Regions from separate parts of the Homo sapiens genome. Here region 1 is linked to region 2. The links are chromatin loops, found by intact Hi-C in ENCODE. Cell type or tissue: breast epithelium. All regions are shown on one strand. Links, peaks and the distances in the headings refer to the core of each region. The heading gives the core; the rest is flanking DNA. Region 1 holds the start of PCSEAT (prostate cancer expressed EZH2 associated transcript). Region 2 overlaps LOC124905021 (a long non-coding RNA gene).

What was found. Peaks named below come from ENCODE experiments on the same cell type or tissue, not always from the same donor. Only the 100,000 strongest peaks of a DNase experiment are listed, where the experiment ranks them.
Region 1: it touches region 2 in a loop (3-fold over the local background); 7 of 110 quality-filtered maps call a loop at or near these places.

The regions. Positions count from the first base shown.
Region 1 is chr21:41,578,832-41,590,451 of GRCh38, forward strand. PCSEAT (prostate cancer expressed EZH2 associated transcript) reads left to right here and starts at 1,644. Exons shown (of 1, transcript NR_164474.1): 1 at 1,644-4,056. It overlaps LOC105372809 (a long non-coding RNA gene), which reads right to left and starts at 2,509. Exons shown (of 5, transcript XR_937738.1): 1 at 2,434-2,509. RefSeq lists an enhancer at 2,201-3,400. In breast epithelium, for the core only: no CTCF peak of the experiment used is centred there; a DNase peak (open chromatin) is centred at 4,700; H3K27ac peaks cover 359 bases.
Region 2 is chr21:41,518,735-41,530,354 of GRCh38, forward strand. It overlaps LOC124905021 (a long non-coding RNA gene), which reads right to left. Exons shown (of 2, transcript XR_007067870.1): 2 at 11,057-11,484. Among named protein-coding and RNA genes, the nearest start is that of TMPRSS2, 16 kb to the left of the region's middle. RefSeq lists a silencer at 39-112, cis regulatory regions at 753-3,629, 2,944-3,048, 2,989-2,995, 3,067-3,081, 3,070 and 6 more and enhancers at 343-3,682, 2,338-3,357, 2,393-2,572, 2,633-3,280, 2,762-3,179 and 3 more. In breast epithelium, for the core only: no CTCF peak of the experiment used is centred there; no DNase peak of the experiment used is centred there.

The DNA of each region.
Region 1 (11,620 bases), core at 1,627-9,626, 60 kb after region 2:
TGGGATCCCAACTCAGTTTCAGGGTTTTATGAAGGCCTTAATCTTGGCAGAACTTGGACTCCTGCACTTGACTTCCTGCCTCATGAGGGAGCCAAAAGTGTTGCTCGGCTTCCCAGCCTCCTCTTCCTGAAAAAGCAGAAACCCCCAGACACAGCCAGCACCCGATGCCAGCTGCACTTCTCTAGATTTCTTTCTTTTCCTAGATCTTCATCCAGACAGTGTTACCACCTTGTTACAGCTCCAATTCCTTTAAACACTTTTAAAAGACATTTTATTCAGCTTTAGAGTTGTTTTCATTTGGATTATTGATCCAAATTATCTAGTCAGTCCAAATAACTAGAGGTGGAAATCACTTAAAACTCTGATGAATAAAGATGAGTGATGTGTCCTTTTTCCATGAATACATTTCTCCAAGCCTCAGTTTTAAAATGTTCCATACTTTAAATATTTACACTTCAGTTTACAATCTATAACCACCCACTTTAATAAACTCAAAGTCCAAAGTGTTAATTAGGACTCACACCACAGCAGTTTTTTTTTCCTTGCCATTCATTCAACATTCTTGCCCATAACCTGAACATCCTCAAACAAGAAATGGGGTTCATTCCTAACAAGAAAAACACTTAGATGGATAAACAGTTGTGTCTATTCAGATGGGACACAGCTCAGAGTTTTAAGAGAGGGTTTGTAATATGAACACACTCATGCACAGCTCTGCTGTTAGATGTGGGTTGTGTAGGATCATGAGGAGGTCTTTGGCTTTTAGCATGGCACAGTTAGTCTTTACCAGATGTGGGGAGTGGGGAAGAGAGGGCTTGAAGTGGATGTATCTGATGGTAAGAGATGGTCACAGGCCATGCCTCTCCCTAATCTCCCTCCTCTCTGCTTACAGAAAACCCATGCCTGCTCCATGAACCCAGCTTTTCTTCACCAGCCATTGGCAGCATGAATCCATGGCATGCAAAGCTAAAGGGGGTCAAAGGTTGGAACTGAGATCTGGGGTGGGGTACAATAAAAGGGCTTGGCTGCCAGAGTAAATGCTCTTCTGAAGTGGCGAACAGCCATATTAGGAGGCGGTCTGTTTCTGTGATGTCAGGAGAATAGCTTTAGCAGCTGTGATTGTGCGGTCAGACAAAGCTAGGAGAGATTCCTGTATTCAACGGCATTTCATTTTACAATCTATAAGGTGTGGGGCCCTAAAAGGGAAAATATAAAAATGTGGGATTGCCATTCAATTCAAGGGTCTTTAGGACTCATGCTAAAGCAAAGCCCAATCTAGTGAAAGAAGCACAGAGCAGGTGGAGAGCTCAGACTTCCACAAGAAGACAGAGGAATCAATCAAGTCTCTTTCCTGAGGACTTTGGCTGACGACTTGCCCTTTGCTTAACTTTTGGGGTCCATGACATGGTGCCTCCATGAAGAGGTTTAGAAGAAGGCCAGCACAGCCAGCAGCTGGAGGAGGGACAGGGGGGATTTTGGGGAGTCTTCGAGCCAGATACTGAGAGGGAGAAAGAGAATTTGGATTTTAAGTAGTTTTTCTGTGTGCTATGGAATAGCTTGTTCTGTTTTATGAGAATGTATAAAGACATACAGAGCTTCTTCCTTTCTTCCTGTTTACTTTTAGTCATCTGCCAGTGTTTTCTGAATACCAAACCTTGTGAAGATGAGCGTTGGGAAAGGAGTAGGAAGGTCCCAATTTGGAATTTTGACATCCTAAAAGCCTTGGGTGCCGCAGAATGAGTAAGCTGGAGGGTACTGTGTAAAGACCTCGGCTACTGCAGCAGAGAAACAGATCAAAAAAGTCAAGACCGGCGAGAGGAAAGTGATTGAAAGGCCATCACTGAAAGAGGTGACAAGCTTGGATTTGGCAGGGCAGGAGGGATGCAGAGAGGGACGGATGTGAGAGTCCACAGGAAGAAGCCTTCTGATTGAAAGGGTGCTTGGCTGTGGATGTGAGGGACAGAAAGGGGTCGAGGCTGTCACTGAGATCCTCAGCTTCAGCAAGGGGATGCATGGTGCCTTAATTTACTGTAAGAACATGGAAGAGGCACAGGTTTAGGGGGCGATATGGAGCCCCATTGTGGAAATGCAGGGTCTGAGGAGTGCCTGGCCTTCTGCTGGCGCTGCCCAGGAGAGCACTGGAGGAGCAGACGTGGCCTCCGGGAGATGCTGAGCCAGGGCTGAGGACATGAGATGCGCAGGGAGGGCAGACACTCCCACCAGGTCAGAGGAGAGACAGGGAGGCCAGCCCTGCCAAAGCCAGGCCTCAGTTTATTTGTAGAGTGAGAGCTTGAATTTCAGGATCACAAAAGGTTTTTTCCAAGAGCCAAAAGGACTTAGTTTCTAACTGTTCTCCTCCCTCCTTTTTGTGGCTGACAATGAACAACCTAATCCCCTTCCTTTCTGAATAATTCTCCCTGCCCAGTGACTCACCCAGGTGCAGATGAGACACAGAGCTCATGGTTGCCTCCTGTGAAGTGCAGGAAGGATGGAGCAGACAGACCCAAAAGCACTGGCCTCCCAGATGAATCAGGAGGGATGTGCAGGCTGGGTGACGTCTGCCCCGGAACCAGGAAAGTGCGGCTGCTTCCTCCACACCCCGCCCGCCGCCCAGGACCCAGGGCCCTTCTGAAAAGTGAGCATTGTGTTGTTCTTTAGACTTATTTTATATGAAAGCACATCACGCTCTAAGAAGAGTCACCCAGGCTTTCTGTTCTCAGGTGGAGCCTCCCTACACCCTACGCACACGGCGGCTGTTCCCCACGACACAGCGGGGGGCAAATGACCACCAGGAGCCAGGGAGTCCCAGGGAAAGGACGCAGATGGCTCGTGTCCTGGAATTTCATGGGAGCCATTTGAAATCATCAGCAAATGACGCCCGAGTCTATAAGGGACCTCAGCGCAGGGGCTGGATGAGACAGGGTGGGCAGCCACAAAACAGGGTGGTGAAGGCCCGAGGCCAGGAGGGCTGGGTTAGCACTCGGCCACCAGAGGGAAGCAAGCAAGCTCCCTCCCTCTCTCTCTTTCTCTCTGTCTATGTGTCTTTCTCTCTCCCTCTCTGTCTCTCTCCATCTCTCTCTCCACCCACACCTCCTGAGGATTGTTGGGTTTTCCCATGGACTAGGGTTAGACAGCCAGCGAGTCTGAACGGAAGGCGCCAGGTGTGGCAGTGGGGAAGTGAGGTGGGGCCTGGAACACAAGGGCAAGGGCCTCTGGGAGGACCGCGCAGGCTCGGCACACTGAGCGGACTGACTGCAGACCCTCCTCCCACACCAGGGGGACCACCTCTCTGTGCAAAGATGTCCTCACTTGATATTCTCAATTCTTTGAGGTCAAGGTTTTATTAACACTCCCTGAAAAGTGGGAGAGCTTAGTGATAAGACTGTATCATTTTTGCAAGACACAAAGCAAGCACAGCTGGATGGCATGTGCCAGCTCCCTCACCATGCTGAGCACTTTTACTCACATCTCACCCCTGCAGACAGATGCCAGTGTCCTCACTCACCCACTGGGGCAGACATTATTAGTTGCCAATGCAAGACCCATTTCCTCACGTCCTAACTAATAGAACCCCAACTGTGTCCAGGCAGGTGACGTGCCCAGCTAAAAATACTCACCTTTTCAGACTCCCTTGAAGTTAGTAGCGGCCACGTGATACTTCCAACAAATAAGACATACACAGAGATCTGCTGGGGCTTCTGTGAAAACTTTTACTTCCCTGAAACGGGTACCACCTTCCTTCTCCCATTCTTTCTTCCTCCTTGAAGCACAGAAGCAATGCCTGGAGCTGCAGCGGCCATTTTGTGATTGTGAAGCAATGACCTGAGGAATGAAGGCCAACATCAAGGATGGCAAAACAGAGAGAGGAAAAGAGCAATTGTCCCCTGATGGCATGGCTGGGCCACTGCCCCAACCCTGTGAGGCCATGTGACTCCTTATTACATGAGCACAGGCTAGTCGGGGTTTGTGCTATCTGCAGGTGAATGCTTGGAGATTGTACAAAAGTTTATACTGGAGGCTTTGGAATTCAATAGAAGTAGACCTGGGTTAAAGTCAGGAGGATATTTTGGCTGTCATTGGTATTGTTATTGCCGATAAGGACCCACAAGGCCACCACTAATGGGGCCTCCAGACCAGAGCCGTGCTGGGAGTTTTCCCTTGTCCCTAGAGCCTACGCTTGTGGCCACATTCCTGATCATGAATGTGACATGATCATGGAGTTCTGTGGGGTTTGCTGATGAGTTGGGCACCGTGGAGGCAGAATCTCGGCTTCTCTGGACCCCAGCTGTTGTTTATTTGTTTGATGTCCTTTTGTTTTTACTAAACATTAGGATGTCTTCCGGGTCTAAACTTCTCTACTCCCAGCTCAGGGTGGCACGATGGCCATTAGATGGAGTTGGAATGAGGAGGAAGATATATCCCACTGGAAAACTTTTTCTGACTCTGATAACATGACCTTGTATCATTGGGGTTGTGGGGAGGACTTCCACATACATAGAACACTATTTTGATCAGAGAAGTGTTTTATTTTTCTTCCTGTTTTACAAGAATGCACACTCAGTATAACTGGTATTTGTATGAACTCAGTCACCCTGAACCCAAATATTGACATTCCAGGTGAATTAGTCCTGCACTCGGGTCTGTTGGCTCACCTCAGGTGCCAGCATGTACTCGGGAAAGAGTGCCAGGCCCAGGTGAAGAGGGCCTGGGGCTCCTGAGGACGGCTGCCCAAAGCCCATGACCCTGCTCGGCGGGGCCCCAGATAAATTACTGGCGATTCTGTCCGTGGCCCTCCCTCTGCCAGCACTCAGCCTCAGGCCAGTCCTAGTGCTGCATTCCAGCTGATGGAACAGCAGGACACACGGCCACTGCTCTGCTGGACAGCCTTGGCTGCTCTCGTGTTCCTGCTGTGGGGCAGGAGGCAGGGCAGAGAGACTGAGGTTTGCAACTCTAACGACAGAGAACCAGATTGACTGTGTTTCGCCCCCAGATCTAGCTCAGCCCTGCTGGGTTTTCCACTCCGAGGAGGTCAGCGCCAAAGTGTTAATTTTGTATCTCTGGCTAGAGGCACAGTGCCTGCATGCAGTAGGCGCTCAGAGTTTGTTTCATTGAGAATTTTTGTACTATTTGAAATACCGACATACTTTTGTCTTTGAAGAAAAGGGTCCTTTATGTTATTTAAATGCAAACAGATACCTGGTGAGGCTAAAATCTTTCAGGCACTTGGTTTAAAACGCTTCAGGCTTTTAAACCATTCACATCACATGGTGTTTGGTGTTCACCGTGGGCACATTTTAGGCAGAGTTTGATACACACAACACACACATGCCACACACACCACACACATATACACACACATCACACATATACACACACACCACATACCACACACACCACACATATACACACACACCACACACCACACATACACACACACACCACATACTACACACACCACACANNNNNNNNNNNNNNNNNNNNNNNNNNNNNNNNNNNNNNNNNNNNNNNNNNNNNNNNNNNNNNNNNNNNNNNNNNNNNNNNNNNNNNNNNNNNNNNNNNNNACACCACACATACACACACACACCACATACTACACACACCACACATACACACACACCACATACCACACACACCACACATATACACACACACCACATACCACACACATACACACTCCACACACGTATACACAGACCCCACACATGCCACACACATGCCACACACCACACGCACACCCCACACACACACCACATACCACACACACCACACATATACACACACTACATACCACACACATACACCCTCCACACACATATACACACACCCTACGCCACACACACCACACATGCCACTCACACCACATAACACACACACACCCCCACACACACACCACATACCACACACACCACACATATACACACACACCATATACCACACACATACACCCCCCACACACATATACATACACCCCATGCCACACACACACCACACTTGCCACACACATGCCATACACCACACACACACATATCACACACCACACACATATACACACACACCACACATATACACACACACCACATACCACAAACGTACACCCCCACATATACACACACCCCACACTACACACACACCCACACACCACACATACCACACACATGCTGCACACCACACACACGCAGCCCCCCCCACACACCACACAGGCACACACATCCCACACACACACACACCACACACTCCAGACACCCCTCACACACATACACACACCGTACACATACCACACACAAACACCCATATCACACACACACACACACACTGCACACAAACCACACACCCTCACCATACACAAACACACATGTGCCACACACACCACACTCACACACAAACACCACACATACAAACCACACACATGCACGCCATACACACAACCCACAGGCACATACAGACACACCACACATGCACACACCACACAACACACACAAACACCATGTACACTACACGCACATATCCCAGACATACCACATATAAACACAGCACACACACCACACATGCACACCCCACATACACACATACCATACACACACCACATGCACACATGCTCCCCACACAGACACACATACAATACAACTCACACACAACATACACAACACAACACACACACACCCTCACATACACCATACACACATACCACACACACCCCGTGCATACACACATTACACTTGTGCACTACACCCACACACATACACATCCATACACACAAACGTATGACATGTACACATAACCACACGAACCTTACACCCACATCCCACACACATGCCACACACACCACACACACGCGTGTGAAACAGGCCACGCTTGACCAAGACTAAGACGTCATGCATAGTCAGATGCTCCATGATTTTATGCACCTCTAAGCAAAAATGGCAACTGCCAGCTAAGCTACTATACGTCCTCACTTGGAAAATGTAGCCCCAGGGCTGGGCGCAGTGGCTCATGCCAGTAATTCCAACACTTTGGGAGGCCAAGGCGGGCGGATCGCTTGACCCCAGGAGTTCCAGACCAGCCTAGGCAACATGGGGAAACCCCTTCTTTACCAAAAATACAAAAAATTAGCTGAGCATGATGGCATGCACCTGCAATCCCAGCTACTTGGAAGGCTGAGGTGGGAGAATCTCCTGAGCCTAGGAGGCAGAGGTTGCAGTGAGCCAGGATTATACCACTGCACTCCAGCCTGGGCAACAAAGTGAGACCCTGTCTCAAAAAAAAAAAAAAAAAAAAGAAGATGTATCCCAGTGTCACAGATGTAAAAATACAACCTTGGCTCAACGAAATATGGTATTTATTTATCTTTCATTTATGGGGGATGTCATTTTGGAGAGATGAGATTTATACACTGAAATAAATTTTAAAGCCCAGACAATCCATAACGATGAACTGCATGGTTTGGTGTGGGTGATACATGTCATAGGGATTCTGGAGGGAGAAATGTCAGCTGGTGCTAAGAAGGGTCGGGGAGGTTTTTAAACAAAGGTGATCTTAGCAGAGTCCTGAAGATGAAGTCCTGGATGAGAGGAAAGCAAGGAAATGGCATCGTGGAAAATATCCTGAAGGATGTTTCGTGGGGGTTGTCCTGGGCAGCACCATGCTACTGGGAGTGCCACTCACCTGGACAGGTCACCTGGCAGGTGGGCAGCTCTGCACACCACATACCACACACACCACATCCCATCCCATCCCATCCCACCCTCATCCCATCCCACCACTTTTGCTGTGTCCCAGAGGTTTTGACAGGTTGTGTCACTATTATTGTTCGGTTCAAAAAATGTTTTGATTTCTATCTTCATATCATTGTTGACCCAATGTTCATTCAGGAGCAGGTTATTTAATTTGCATGTATTTGCATGGTTTTGAGGGTTCCTTTTGGAGTTGATTTCCAATTTTATTCCACTGTGGTCTGAGAAATTGCTTGATATAATTTCAATTTTCTTAAATTTACTGAGACTTGTTTTGTGGCCTACCATATGGTTTATCTGGAGAATGTCCCATATGCTGATGAATAGAATGTATATGCTGCAGTGATAGAATGTTCTCTAAATATCTGATAGATCCATTTGTTGTAGGGTATAGTTTGAGTCCATTGTTTCTTTGTTGACTTTCTGTCTTGATGACCTGTCTAGTACTGTCAGTGGAGTATTCAAGTTCCCCACTATTACTGTGTTGCTGTCTATCTCATTTCTTAGGTCTAGTAGTAATTGTTTTATAAACTTGGAACCTCCAGCTTTAGGTGCCTATATATTTAGAATTGTGATATTTTCCTGTTGGACTAGTTCTTTTATCATTATGTAATGTCCCTCTTTGTCTTTTTTAACTGCTGTTGCCTTAAAGTGTGTTTTGTCTGATATAAGAATAGCTACTCCTGCTCATTTTGGGTGTCCATTTGCATGGAATATGTTTTTCCACCCCTTTACCTTAAGTTTATGTGAGTCCTTATGTGTTAGGTGAGTCTCCTGAAGACAGAAGAAACTTGGTTGGTGAATTCTTATCCATTCTGCCATTCTGTATCTGTTAAGTGGAGCATTTAGACTAGCATTTACATTCAGTGTTAGTTTTGAGATGTGAGGTACTGTTCAATTCATCATGCTATTTGTTGCCTGAATGCCTTGGTTTTTTTCCATTGGGTTAGTGTTACATAGGTCCTGTGAGATTTTTTTTAAGGAGGTTCTATTTTGGTGTATTTTGAGGATTTGTTTCAAGATTTAGAGCCCCTTTTAGCAGTTTTTGTAGTGCTGGCTTAGTGGTGAATTCTCTCAGCATTTGCTGGAGAAGACTGTATCTTTCCTTCATTTATGAAGCTTAGTTTTGCTGGATACAAAATTCTTGGCTGATAATTGTTTTGTTTAAGGAGGCTACAGATAGGACCCCAATCCCTTCTAGCTTGTAGGGTTTCTGCTGAGAAATCTGCTGTTAATCTGATAGGTTTTCCTTTATAAGTTATCTGATGCTTTTGCCTCACAGCTCGTAAGATTCTTCCCTTCATCTTGACTTTAAATAACCTGATGACTATAGGCCTAGGTGATGAACTTTTTACAATGTATTTTCCAGGTGTTATTTGAGCTTCTTGTATTTGAATGTCTAAATCCCTAGAAAGGTCAGGGAAGTTTTCCTCTATTATTCCCTCAAATAAGTTTTCCAAACTTTTAGATTTCTCTTCTTCCTTGGGAACATCAATTATTCTTAGGGTTGGGCATTTAACATAGTCCCAAACTTCTTGGAGTCTTTGTTCAATTTTTTTATTCTTTTTTATTTGTCTTTGACAAATTGGGTTAATTCAAAAGCCTTGTCTTCAAGCTCTAAGGTTCTTTCTTCTGCTTGTTCAATTCTATTGCTGAGACTTCCCACTGTATTTTGCATTTCTCTAAGTGTGTCCTTGATTTCCAGAAGTTGTGACTGTTTTTTATTTACACTATCTATTTGACTGAAGAATTTTCCTCTCATGTCCTGTATCATGTTTTCAATTTCTTTAAGTTAGACTTCACTTTTCCTTGGTGCCTCCTTGATTAGCTTATAATCGACCTTCTGAATTCTTTTTCCGGCAATTCAGAGATATCTTCTTGGTTTGAATCCATTGTTGGTGAGCTGGTATAACCTTCTGGAGGTGTTAAGTAAACTTGTTTTGTCATATTAAGGGAGGAGACCACCCCTCATATTGTCTTATGCCCAATTTCCGCCTCCAAAGAAAGAAGAAGTAAAAACTAAAAGGCAGAAATGAAATTCACAAGCAGACAGCCCAGCGCCACACCCTGGGCTTGGTAGTTAAAGATCGACCCCTGACCTAATGGGTTATGTTTTCTATAGATAACAGATATTGTATAGAAAAGCACTGTGAAAATCCCTGTCCTGTTCTGTTCCATTCTAATTATCGGTGCATGCAGCCCCCAGTCACGTACCCGCTGCTTGCTCAATTGATCACGGCCCTCTCACGCAGATCCCCTTAGAGTTGTGAGCCCTTAAAAGGGACAGGAATTGCTCACTCAGGGAGCTCGGTTGTTGGAGACATGAGTCTTGCCGAAGCTCCTGACCAAATAAGGCCCTTCCTTCTTTAGCTTGGTGTCTGAGGAGTTTTGTCTGCGGCTTGTCCTGCTACAATATTGCTAGAATTGTTTTTCTGGTTCCTTCTCATTTGGGTAGACTACATCAGAGGGAAGATCTGGGATTCAAGGCTGCTGTTCAGATTCTTTTGTCCCATGGGGTGCTCCCTTGAGGTGGTGTTCTCCCCCTTCCCCTAGGAATGGGGAGAGTCAAACTATAGTGATTGTTGTTGCTCTTCTAGATCTAGCCACACAGCGGAGCTACCAGGCTCCAGGCTGGTACTGGGGAGTGTCTGCAAAGAGCCCTGTGATGTGATCCATCCTCAGGTCTTGCAACTGTAGATACCAACACCTGCCCTGATGGAGTTAGCAGGGGGATGAAGTAGACTCTGTGAGGGTCCTTGGTTGTGTTTTGGTTTAGTGTGCTGGTGTGTTAGTTGCCCTCCAGCCAGAAGGTGGCACTCTCAAGAGTACGTCAGCTGCAGTCCTGTAGGGAGGAAACAAACTAGCCTGAGGTACACCTGGGTATCCCTAAGTATTCAGGTTTCTCAGGCAGTGGGCAGGGCCATAGAGTTCCCAAGAGATTATGACCTTTGTCTTCATCTACCAGGGTGGATAGAGAAAGACCACCAGGTAGAGGTAGGGATAGGCATGTCTGAGCTCAGCCTCTCCTTGGGCAAGACTTGCTGTGGCTGCTGTGGGGGATGGGGGTGTGGTTCCCAGGCCAATGGAGTTATATTCCCAGGGGGATTATGGCCTCCTCTGCCGAGTCATATAGGTCGCCAGGGAAGTGGGGGAAAGCCAGCAGTCGCAGGCCTCACCCTGCTCCCATGCAGCCCACAGTCCTAAAGGCTGGTCTCACTCCCTCCGTGCACTCCCAATAGCAATAAGTCTATTTCCATGCAGCCGGTGACCAGGGCTGAGAACTTGCCCCAGACCATGAGCCTCCCCGCTGAGAAAGCAAGTGGACTCACAGGTTTTCCATGTCCCATGGAGCTTGCAGCGTTGATCCCGTTCCTTCAAAGGGTCTGTGGATTCTCTCAGCTTTCCTGGTATGTTCTTGCGGTAGTTCTTAGAGCAAAAGTTTATGATGTGAGTGTCCACACACTGCTCTGTCTGTCCGAGTGAGAGCTGCAAGCTAGTCCTGCCTCCTATCTGCCATCTGAATCCCCTCTATTTTGCAGAGAGTCCCAAAACCTCAAAAGTAGAGAAGTCAACAGTGCAGCCATCAGTGTGGCTAAAGGCCCAAGAGCCCCTGGCAAACCACTGGTGTAGGTCCAAGAGTCTAACCAAAAGCTAAAGAACTTGGAGTCTGATGTTCGAGGGCAGGAAGCACCCAGCACGGGAGAAAGATGGAGGCCAGAAGACTCAGCAAGTCAAGTCCTTCCACATTCCTCTGCCTGTTTTTATCCTAGCTGCACTGGCAGCTGATGAGATAGTGCCCACCCAGATTGAGGGTGGGTCTACCTCTCCCATCCCACTGACTCAAATGCTAATCTCCTTTGGCGACACTCTCACAGACACACCCAGAAACA
Region 2 (11,620 bases), core at 1,593-9,592:
TTAGTGTTTAATGGGTAGAGAATTTCAGTTTGGGAAGATGAGAACATTCTGAAAATAGATGGCGGTGAAAATAGATGATTGCATGACAGTGTGAATGTACTTAATGCCACTCACTGAAAAATGGTAAAATCATAAATTTTATGTTATGTATATTTTACCAAAATTTTAGAAATGAGTTACCATTTTATACACACCAAACTGGCAAAAATTAAAATTGCGCAATATTAGGTATGGCCAAAATTGGGGATCTGCTGGGGGCAGAGGGAATGAGATGAGCATATAAATTGATACAACCACTTTGAAAACCTTTTCAGCATCATGCTGTAATGTTGAAGATGTGAAAATCTTTCACCCGGAAATCCCGCTGCTAAGTATGCACCCTAAAGAAACTCTTGCAACACACCAAAAACCTTCACATGTTCAGAGAAGCACTATTTCTACTGCAAAACCTGGAGAAAAAGAAAACAAATACTGATAGGAAATTCTGTCAGTTCCTACTGACAAGAGGAAAGATAAATGTGCAGTGGTGTGTGCATGTGACACAATGCCCTCCAACAATGAAAGATGGTGAACTACCATTGTATCCATCACGGATAACTCTCAGAAGCAAAGTACTAGGCAAGAAAACCAGTTGCAGATCTCATTTGCATAAAGCTCATAAACAACCAAAGCTAAATTATGTATAGTTAGAAATATATGCCTAGATACTAAATCTGTGAAAAAGGGAAAGAAATTAATAAACATAAAATTCAGTAGGGTGATTTCCCCTAGTGGGAATGAATGGAGATTCAATGGGCGTGGGGGTACAAACTGGGGAACTGGGCAAAATAGTATTGGCAATAATCTGTTTCTTAACAGACATTTGACCAGGCATGGTGGCTCACGCCTGTAATCGCAGCACTTTGAGAGGCCAAGGCCGGTAGATTGCCTGAGGTCAGGAGTTCAAGACCAGCCAGGCCAACATAGTGAAACCCCGTTTCTACTAAAAATACAAAAAATTAGCTGGGCATGGTGATGGGTGCCTGTAATCCCAGCTACTTGGAAGGCTGAGGCCGGAGAATCGCTTGAACCCAGGAGGTGGGAGATTGCAGTGAGCCGAGATCACATCATTGCACTCCCACCTGGGCAACAAGAGTGAAACTCTGCCTCAAAAAAAAAAAAAGTGACATTTGATTCATCATTAATGGATTTTAAAATGTGTGTACCTGAAAAGGAATAATGCAGCTATTCATGATGTCAGCAATAAAACAATATTTGTCCCAGTGTTTGTCCCAGTGTCTGTACTTTAGTTTTGATGTGAACCAGCTCTAAGATTCCCACAAGTACTCGTAGTCAGAAGGCAAGACAGAGAATTCACGAGTTCCTTGTAAAGACAGGGTGTGTAGAATGCTATAGATGGAATGATCAGCACTTTTAAGAGCCAGGTGAAGCAAATCTCTGGTGTGCTGAGGACCTTTGGCCATGTCCTCAAGGGATGAATGAGATCCCTTGTTTAGAAAAACATAAAGACTGTCTTAGTCTGTTTCGTGCTGCTGTTACAGAATACCACAGACTGGGTAACTTATTAACAATAGAAGTTTATTAGGCTCATGGTTCTAGAGGCTGGGAAGTCCAAGACGAGGGGCTGCATCTGGCGAGGGTCTCCTTGCTGCATCATAACATGGCAGAAGGCATCACGAGGCGAGACAGCAAGAGCTGGAACACATAGCCTCAAACCCTCAAGCCCTCTAATCATCATTAATCCATTCCTAAGAGTTAAGCCTCATGACCTAAACACCTCCCATTAGGCCCCATCTCCCAATATTGTTCCATCAGGGATTACGTTTCCAACACATGCTTTTAGGGGGACACATTCATATCATAGCAAAGACTTTCATGGCTCTCTTCATACAACCACCAAGCTTTCAGCAAATTCTTCAGATGAATTCCAGATGCCAGTTGTTCAAACAAGGAAAAGGTTGTTTAATATTTGTTGTTTTTCATGGTTGAACCAAGTTATAAGGCTCAGCCCCAAGGCTCACTGTGTATGCTATAAAAACAATTACCTTTTACTGAATATTTGCTTTGCCAGTCACCACACTCGAGTTTACATTACCTCAGTGCAAGATGGACACACTGATTTCCCCTTTTTACAGCTGAGAATGCTGGGGTTCAGAGAGGGCACTTGACTTGGCTGCACCACACAGCCCCTAGGAGATGGGCAGCTGAGTTGGAATCAGGAGCTGGGGTTCCTGGGGTCAGGATTTGGGAAGGGAACCCTGTTTGTGGGGCTGTTCTGCTCCCATTCTGTCCCCAGGGGCCCCAAGTCCTGCAGGCTCTCTTAGCTCCAGAACCCAGAGGGAGGCAGTTGCAGGGGGAAGGGTGTTTGGAAGAGCATGGGGAGTGCAGCAGCAGCTGAGGGTGAGACACCTGGTCTGCTTCGTCTCCTGCTTCCCTGTCTGTAGGCCTCCTTCTCCTCCCACCTCACTGCTGTCAACTCCACGGGGAATCCCCTGTGTCTAGGATGGGTCACCAGCTGCTGAGAAGTCCTCTCACTGGGTAGGCAGGTCTTCTGGAGGTGGCTCTGGGGCCTCTGTCATAACTCTAACAGGTCCGAACACAGGCCATTCACAATGATGGGGAGACACAGGATCATTGCAATAAGAACTTCCCCCGTGAAAAAGGTGGGGAGGAGGCTTATATGTCACTCTGGGTGACAGAAAGGAATGGGGGTTTGAGGCCTCTGGGGAGCCCATTCTGGTCTCCTCCAGTCCTATTAAATCCTAGTGAATTTGGCCTCCTCCAGTCCTGTTAAATCCTGGCGAATTCTGAGCCCCCTACAATTGCAAACATTGAAAAGAGCCTCTGAAGTACCTGGGAAAAACCACGTCTTCCAGGCAGAGGTGTGGCCCACCACTTCCTCACCCCTGCCCTAGTTAGTGGTGCAGGGAGACATACGCCCCACAACAGAGTGCACTGTCCTCTGCCTTGCTGTGTGAAAAACTTTTTTTATCATCCAGGACCAACATTTTCATTACATTGTTGAATGTCAACATTTTTAGACAACAAATGGCCACCTGGTGAAGTGCAGATGCTAATCAGATATGAGTACCTGCCGTACCCTTTAAAGCTTTTAAGACATGCAGCACTAGCTCCAACAATAAGAGTTTATGATTAAACAAACTTCATTAAAGGTCAGCTTCCAGAATTACATTTCAAGCTCACATCCTGGGCTTTTTGAAAAAGCACCATTTTGAATGAAAGGCTGTATATGTCAAAGATGGGTGAAGTGTCACAAGGCTTTTTTAAAAAGGGCCTACAAGATAAGATCAGTGCCCCAAATCCTTCCCAGAAAGGCAGCACCTGCTTTCCATGGTTGAAAAAGTTATTCAAAGACCCTTGTTAAAGATGGAAAGGTGGACTACTCAGGACCATCGCAATAGGTCCAGGCACCATGGCAATGGGACTTTCTGGGGTGGGAGAGATTGGGCTCCACTCTAACTACAGCCCAGGCAAGTGGGGACTGATAGCCCAGGAGCAGAGTGGGGTCCGTGGATAGAAAATCACTAAGGGGAAACATCAGGGGTGAGGGGGATTCTGGCTAAACTGCCCTTGCTGAGAACAGGCTGAGGTGATCAAACATCATCCGAGGGATGGTGGAGGGTGAGGAACCCCATCAGATATCGAGGGTGGAGTTCTCATCAAACTGACTTAACAGGGTTCTTTGCTGGAGCTGGATTTTAGAAGGAAGTGCACATATGGGCCCTAAGAAAAGCTCAGGAGCTTGACTAAAGTTCCATCAAGCAGAGAATCTTTTTTTTTTAATTTTCATTTTTATTTTAAGTTCTGGGGTACCTGTGCAGGATGTGAAGATTTGTTACATAGGTAAATGTGTCATGGTGGTTTGCCGCACCTGTCAATCTACCACCTAGGTATTAAGCCCAGCATGCATTAGCTATTTATCCTGATGCTCTCCCTCCCCACATCCCACCTCACAACAGGCCCCAGTGTGTGTTGTTCCTCTCCCTGTGTCCATGTGTTCTCATTGTCCAGCTCCCACTTATAAGTGAGAACATGCAGTATTTGGTTTTCTCTTCCTGCATCAGTTTGCTAAGGATAATGGCTTCCAGCTCCATCTATGTCCCTGCAAAGGACATGATCTTGTTCCTTTTTATGGCTGCATAGTATTCCATGGTGTATATGTGTCACATTTTCTTTATCCAGTCTGTCATTGATGGGCATTTGGGTTGATTCCATGTCTTTGCTATTGTGAATAGTGCTGCAATGAACGTACACGTGCATGTATCTTTGTTATAGAATGACTGATATTCCTTTGGGTTTATACCCAGTAATGGGATTGCTGGGTTAAATCAAGCAGAGCATCTTTGTCATCATCTCGTCCCTTGGGAGTTCTCCACGGCCTGGGAGTTCCCTGCACTAGGAAGGGATGAGGAAAGGCAGCCAGGGGCTCCAGTGTGGGGCAGAGGGAGCTTGGAGGAGCCGCTTCTCCCTCCCCAGGACAGGAGCCCTGGTACCTGGCTCTGCCTGTGGCATGGGGCAGGGCAGTCCCATAGCAGTGGGGAGGGGATGGCCAGGGTGGAGGCCAAGGGAGGGCAGGCACCAGCAATCTGAACACCCTCTGTTATCCACCTCGGCTGGGGCCCATTTTGAAGAGGGTGTGCAAGATTTCATCTGCAAAATGGAGGCTGCTGCTTTCAAAGGTTTGAAAGTCCCTGCTGTTTGAGGAGAAGGCAGGGATAGATGAGACCCTGGAGGCATCGCAGACTCATCCAAAGAGCTTAGTTTGACCTCAGGGCAAGGGCATCCTGCAAGGGTTCAAGAGGGGAGTGACTTCCTTCCTCAATGTATGGATGTTGAATGTGCACCTCTGATTTCTCCTGCCCCCTCCCATCTTCTGCCCACCCCAGCCAGGTCCAGAGTAGGAAGGGGCACATGCCTGTGTTCTGGGGGATAAGACGTCAGTGTGGTTGGAAGCCCAGGAAACTAGTTTTAAAGCTTCATTTGCATAGAAAATAATCTACCTCTCCTATATTTTTAACATTTTACTAAAATTTGTTTCTAAATGAGTAGTACAGTTTTTATTATGTGTTTCAGAACACATTACCTACTGTCTGTCAAGAGAAAATAAAGTATATCTGTTGCCAAATGCAATTTTATTTCCAGAAAGGTGGCTCTGATAGAATGGACCTCACTGAAGCCCTCCCCTAAGGCTAGGACTTTGCCCTCCTCCACTCCCACCCAACAAAGAGGAGTCTCTTCAGGGGTGAAGATAATCAGGATCATATTTTTTTTCATTGCTTTGAAAAGGAGAAAAGTGAGAAACATTATTCCACTTAGAATAAGTTTTTGAAGACCTAAAATTCAAGGTTTTGTTCACAAGTCTTTTTTTTTTTTTTTTTTTTTTTTTTTTTTTTTGAGACGGAGTCTTGCTCTGTTGCACAGGCTGGAGTGCAGTGGCGCGATCTCAGCTCACTGCAAGCTCCGCCTCCCAGGCTCAAGCCATTCTCCTGCCTCAGCCTCCCGAGTAGCTGGGACTACAGGCGCCTGCCACCACGCCAGGCTAATTTTTTGTATTTTTAGTATAGACGGGGTTTCACCGTGTTAGCCAGGATGGTCTCAATCTCCTTGTGATCCGGCCGCCTCGGCCTCCCAAAGTGCTGGGATTACAGGCGTGAGCCATTGCGCCCGGCCGTTCACAAGTCTTTATAATCATAAAATAAGCTTTTTGATCCTTGTACATTTCTTTTTTCCAGCTAAAATACATGCAAGTAACTTTTTAAAAATAGGTTAAGCCGGCTGGGCGTGGTGGCTCACGCCTGTAATCCCAGCACTTTGGGAGGCCGAGGCAGGAGGATCACGAGGTCAGGAGATCGAGACCATCCTGGCTAACATGGTGAAACCCCATCTCTACTAAAAATACAAAAAAATTAGCCCGGTGTGGTGGCGGGCGCCTGTAGTCCCAGCTACTCGGGAGGCTGAGGCAGGAGAATGGCTTGAACCTGGGAGGCGGAGCTTGCAGTGAGCCGAGATTGTGCCACTGCACTCCAGCCTGGGGAACAGAGCAAGACTCCGTCTCAAAAAAAAATAATAATAATAAGTTAAGCCAACCGGGCAATCTCGGATGCTCCCACGGTGCTCACGCTTAAACGCCTTTGAGGCTCTGGGTCACTCTGGGGCTACCAAAGCCTTGACGGCCAGGCACTGCTTCTGCTGCTGCACTTACCCAGCCCCTGCCCCTTCCATCTCCTCCCAGTCCCAAAACCCCGCTGCCCAGTCAGAGAGTCCACTTAGGGAACTGCACCTGTTTTCTGTTTGTTTTGTTTTTTCCTGAAAATGGCTGGCCCAAAGGAAGGCTCATAAAACCCTTGAATCTCTGTGTTTGCAGAGAAACAAATATGAAGTGTAGCTAAAGAGGGACTGAGCAAAGGGTCCGTGAAACACGCAGATCCATAGGGATGGGGGCGACAAGCTTCCGTGCTGAACAGGAGCGACCCTGGGGTGGCTGCCCGTCGCAGATGGCTAGGTCACTCCTCTTTCATTTCTTCAGGGACAAAGAAGCACTACACTGTGAGCCTGCTGTTATCACTCCCAACATCTGGTCAGGAAGCAAACCAACTGATCAAGGAGCAACATAGTTCATCCTACTTGAGCACCTCTACTTCCAGATTTTGGGATATGTAACATGCTGAGAACAAGTTAATTATCTATGCACATATATGTGTATGTGTGTATGCATGTGTATACACATACGTGTACAAACAGGCATATATACAGTATGTATACATAAATATAAATATAGTTAAATATATATTTATATTTATAAATATATAGTTAAAGATTCAAATACACAAGTGCCCATTTTTCCCATTGGTTTTTGGAAACTGTAGCTGCTTTAGCCAATCTGTCCTTTAAGAAACAAGAACTTCGGCCAGGTGCAGTGGCTCAGGCCTGTAATCCTAACACTTATGGGGGGCCAAAGTGGGTTGATCACTTGAGGTCAGGAGCTTGAGACCAGCCTGGCCAACATGGTGACACCCTGTCTACTAAAAATACAAAAATTAGCCAAGCATGGTGGTACACACCTGTAATCCCAGCTACTCGGGAGGCTGAGGGAGGAGAATCCTTAAACCTTGCAGGCAGAGGTTGCAGTGAGCAGAGATTGCGCCACTGCACTCCAGCCTGGGTGACAGAGTGAGACTCTGTCTCAAAAAAAAAAAAAACAAAACCAGAAATGAAAGCTTAAACCACCTGTGCCTCACACCGCAAACAGCTCCCTGTGTAATTAAGGAGAGACTTTGCTCTTCCACCGTTTCCATTCACGTGACTGGCAAAGTCGTTCCAGGAGACTCCAGCCCCAGTAAATGGAATGGGGCAAATTTCTCATGGAAACCTCCAGAAAGACCCATCAGCTCTTCAATGGAAAGCAGCAACTTTGTGCTCTAAGATTCTTTGAATCTCTCACTTAAACCCCTTGCCTGGCTGTTTCCACCAAGCTTGGGCTGGTGCAACATGGTCCACACTCACTCCTCATCAACCCCTCGACCCCTCGACCCCTCGACAGGGAATGTTCCACTTTATCCCAACTCCAATCTTCAGGGGGTTCCAACCTTGCCCTCCTGCCTCCCAGGCACTGCGTGGCTTCCGTTATCACCGTGACTAATAAGCTCATTTTGTGTTGGTGTGTTAGGGATCTGGAGAGCCTATATCTGCCAATAACCAATGTCATATGTAAATATACAGTGATAAACTACTCAATAAAACTAACAAAGAAAATAAAACTGGCTATGTTCCTGGTTGTAAAAGTCTTCCAATCATGGGAACAAAATGTCTGCTGTAAAATAGTAAAGAATTCTACTATAAAAAGAAAGCGGGGCGTGGGGAAGGTACTTCCTTCTTTACCTACTCTGTCCTTCAAAAATCACCTGCAACCCCTTAGGCTAATGGCAGTTTGAAAATTGTTTTAATATCTGAGATCCTAAAAAAATGGTCAAGAATTTCAAGATTCCTGCACAAGTTTGAGTTAGAGCTTTTAGATGATGAGGTCGTCACAGGTGACAGGAGGTCACAGGCGACAGGAGGTCACAGGCATGTGTGTAGTGATTATGCTCGCCTCCTGGGTGTCACCCAGCCCCGTGTGTGAGATGCACGTGGAAGGCGAAAGCACCTGTGCTCAGCGCCTGTGAGCTGGCTCAGCCAGGCCTTTAACTGCTCGCTGGAACACTGATTCCTGGTCACCCCAGGCAGCACACTGGGAGGGACTGGAGCTTACCCCCAGGGTGGACTGTAGGTGCTGGGGTAGGGGTGAGGATACCCACCTGCCCAAAGGATAAGGAAGATGCACCAAATCATGCAGGGTGGAGCGTATCAGCTCCAGGGACCCCTTAGGTCAGAGCACAGATTTGCCTTTCACGGTACCTGTAACTACTTCTGTAATCTCATACACAGATTGCTCAGCTTCCCTGAGAATTAGTTGCTTTATCCATAAAATAGGCATAATAACGTATTGCTGGGTCATGAAGAATTAAATTAACCAATGAATAGAGAGAGACTTGTGGACTACAAAGAGCTGGGCAAATACAAGGTATATTTTCCAAGAAGTAGATAATTCAGGTAACTTGCAAAGCAGCCTAGGGCTGGACTGGGCTGGACAGAGACACCCATACCTAGGGTTGCCATGTGTAGTTGTTCAGGTTGTATACGGTACAAACGTAGGGATGACTTTCACATTTGTAGTCATGAAGGATATGTATATTTAACATGACATTTTCCTGCGGATGCCTTAAAATGTCTTATGGAAAGGATGATGTATTCATATTCATAAGAAAACGTTGAACAAACTCATGGTGAGGTTATCTGTCCATGCCCTATTTTGTAAGATGAAAGAAATTAAACCTTAAGGCTGAACTCTCTTCTACGTGGGTTGCAACACTGAATCACAGTTTTGTATCTTAATTGTTCTTTGACTTACATATACAGCTGGAGGGCAGAAATAAAAGCATCAGCTTTTAAAAATGCATCAATCAACTTTAGATTGATCCAGAACAAAGCTGTCAGTTGATTGTAGTGGGCCAAACCAGGTACGATGTGTCTTACTAGAAACACAGAAGTTTACAAACATTTGAACTGACATCTTAAAACTAGGAGACTTCACATAAAATTCAGCTTTCCAGCTTCTCTTTAAAACATGGAAGACCTGGCTCACTGGGCCACCTTTTAGAGGAGCAGGAAGGAGCTCCTCAGCCCTGCGGGCATCTGAGTGGCAGCCCTGCAGGCAACTGAAATTCCACTGTCCTAAGCTGTTCCAGGAGGCGCTGGGGTCCGGTCAACCCCCGAAGCCCAGCAGCGAGCTCCAGAGACCCCGTCTCCCCACAGAATGGAGGTCAGAAGCTGCCGCCAAGCACATGAAACATCTTGGCTTCCCTCTGTGCACTCTCTCCGCTTCCTAACTTCCCTAGCTTAGAAACAATGAGGAAAACGCTGGGCGCAGTGGCTCACGCCTGTAATCCCAGCACTTTGGGAGGCCGAGGTTGGTGGATCACCTGAGATCAGGAGTTCGAGACCAGCCTGGCCAACATGGTGAAACCCCATCTCTACTAAAAATACAAAAATTATCTGGTTGTGGTGGTGGGCGCTTGTAATCCCAGCTGCTCGGGAGGCTGAGGCAGGAGAATCACTTGAACCCGGGAGGCAGAAGTTGCAGTGAGCCGAGATCATACCATTGCACTCCAGCCTGGGTGATGGAGAGAGACTCTGTCTCAAAAAAAAAGAAAAAGAAAAAGAAAAGAAACAATGAGGAAAACGATGGAGGCCCCACACCTGCACCCCCTGCATCTGCTCTGCAGGATGGCTGCACACATTTACTGCCCACCTGTGCTGGGAAGTTCAAAGAGAGCAGAACATGCAGCTTCCTGAAGCTTGTGTCCCAGCAGGGAAGGCACAAACTAACACATAATGAATGTGCAGTGCCAGTGCCAAAAAAAAAAAAAAATGTAAAGCCAGGATAAGAGGCCAGCCTGACCATCGAAGGGGCTCCATCTCCGGCAGGAGTCTGGGAGGGTGTCCATACGCAGGAGAAGCAGCAGGTGCCTCTGCTGGGGGAGGAGCCTTCATGAGGGCAGTGAGAGTGCATTATGGAAGGCCCTGAACACTGCAGGAAGGATTCAGAATTGTATTCTGGATGGCTGGGACCAGAGAAATCACATACCCTGGTTAACACTTCAGAAGAAACAGTCTGCTCTTTGCTGTGTTACATTTTTTTTTTAGTAGAGATGGGGTTTCACCATGTTGGCCAGGCTGGTCTTGAACACCTGACCTTAAGTGATCCGCCCACCTTGGCCTTCCAAAGTGCTGGGATTACAGGCGTGAGCCACCGCACCCGGCCTATCTGCTGTGTTACAAACGACGTGCCAGGAGCAGTGCCAAGGAGGGGAGATCCTAGAAGAAGGCTTGTACAATAGTGCTCAAGACATCCTAGAGCGGGGAGTGGGAATGGAGGACTAGCAAATGGAATGTGGGGACTGAGGGGAACTGGGCAGTCAGAGGTGACCCCAGGGATTTTAGTCTGAACAGCTGAAGGAATGGAGCCGCCACTGACGGAGATGGGGAAAGCGGATGTGCAAGATGACATCAAGAACTTGGCCTTGGACACGTTCAACTTGAGGTGCTAATTAAACTGGGAAGAGCAGGTGGTGGCAGGCAGTTGGAGTTGAGGGGATGGAGATGTGAACTTGGGGGGCGCCAGCAGGGAAGTGCTACTTGGAGCCGGGGCCCAGAGGAGCTCCCCAGGGAGGGAGGGTCAGCCGGTGGACAGAGCTCTGGGGCTGCCTGTGAGAGGCAGAATGGGGGGATTCCAGGAAAGATATGAATGAGCAAGAAGCTGTGAAAACAATTTCTGTCCACCTGAAAAATGTACACGGCACAGACGTGGAAGGAAAGGAATGAGGATGATATTAAAGTATTAAAATCCCACGTACTTGAGACAGTAACGATAAATAAAAATAAACCCAGTGTTGCCAGGGATGTGAGAAATAAAAGCATTATTTTGTTGCCAGAGGGGCACTGAAAATAGATTTAATGTAGTCGAGAGCAGGCACCAACTATGCGGCAGGAGTTACGAAACTCTGTCCCCAGAAATATTCTCTAAGTGGGGAGGTGGCAAGTTCAAAAAGAAACAAATGATAACAGCCTTCTCAAAGCTCTGAAAGCAGCGCTCTCACACTGGGCAAAGGCGGACCTCACCTCAATGCCCTGTAGCAGGGGACCCCTAAGCACGCAGAGGCTGGGTCTCACTCAGCAGGTGGGTGTCTCAGTCCGCAGGTGCAGCGGAGCCAGTGGCCTTTGGTCCTACAGCTCAGCAGAACTCTGACTCCCAGCTCCCATGCCACCCAGGTGGCCAAGGAAAAGCTGGAAAGATGCACGGGTCACTCTCTCCAGCTCCCACCTCCTTCTCCTGAGAAATAAAATCCACAGCCAGCTCCAGTCTGCCTGAGGGAGAGAAAAGGGAAAAACAAAAGAAAAATACATAAATTAATATCCAAAAATAACTGGGCACATACAAAACCACTACTAATGTCACAGCATAGGACCAGACAGGATCATAGGCCATGATCTTGCCTATAGC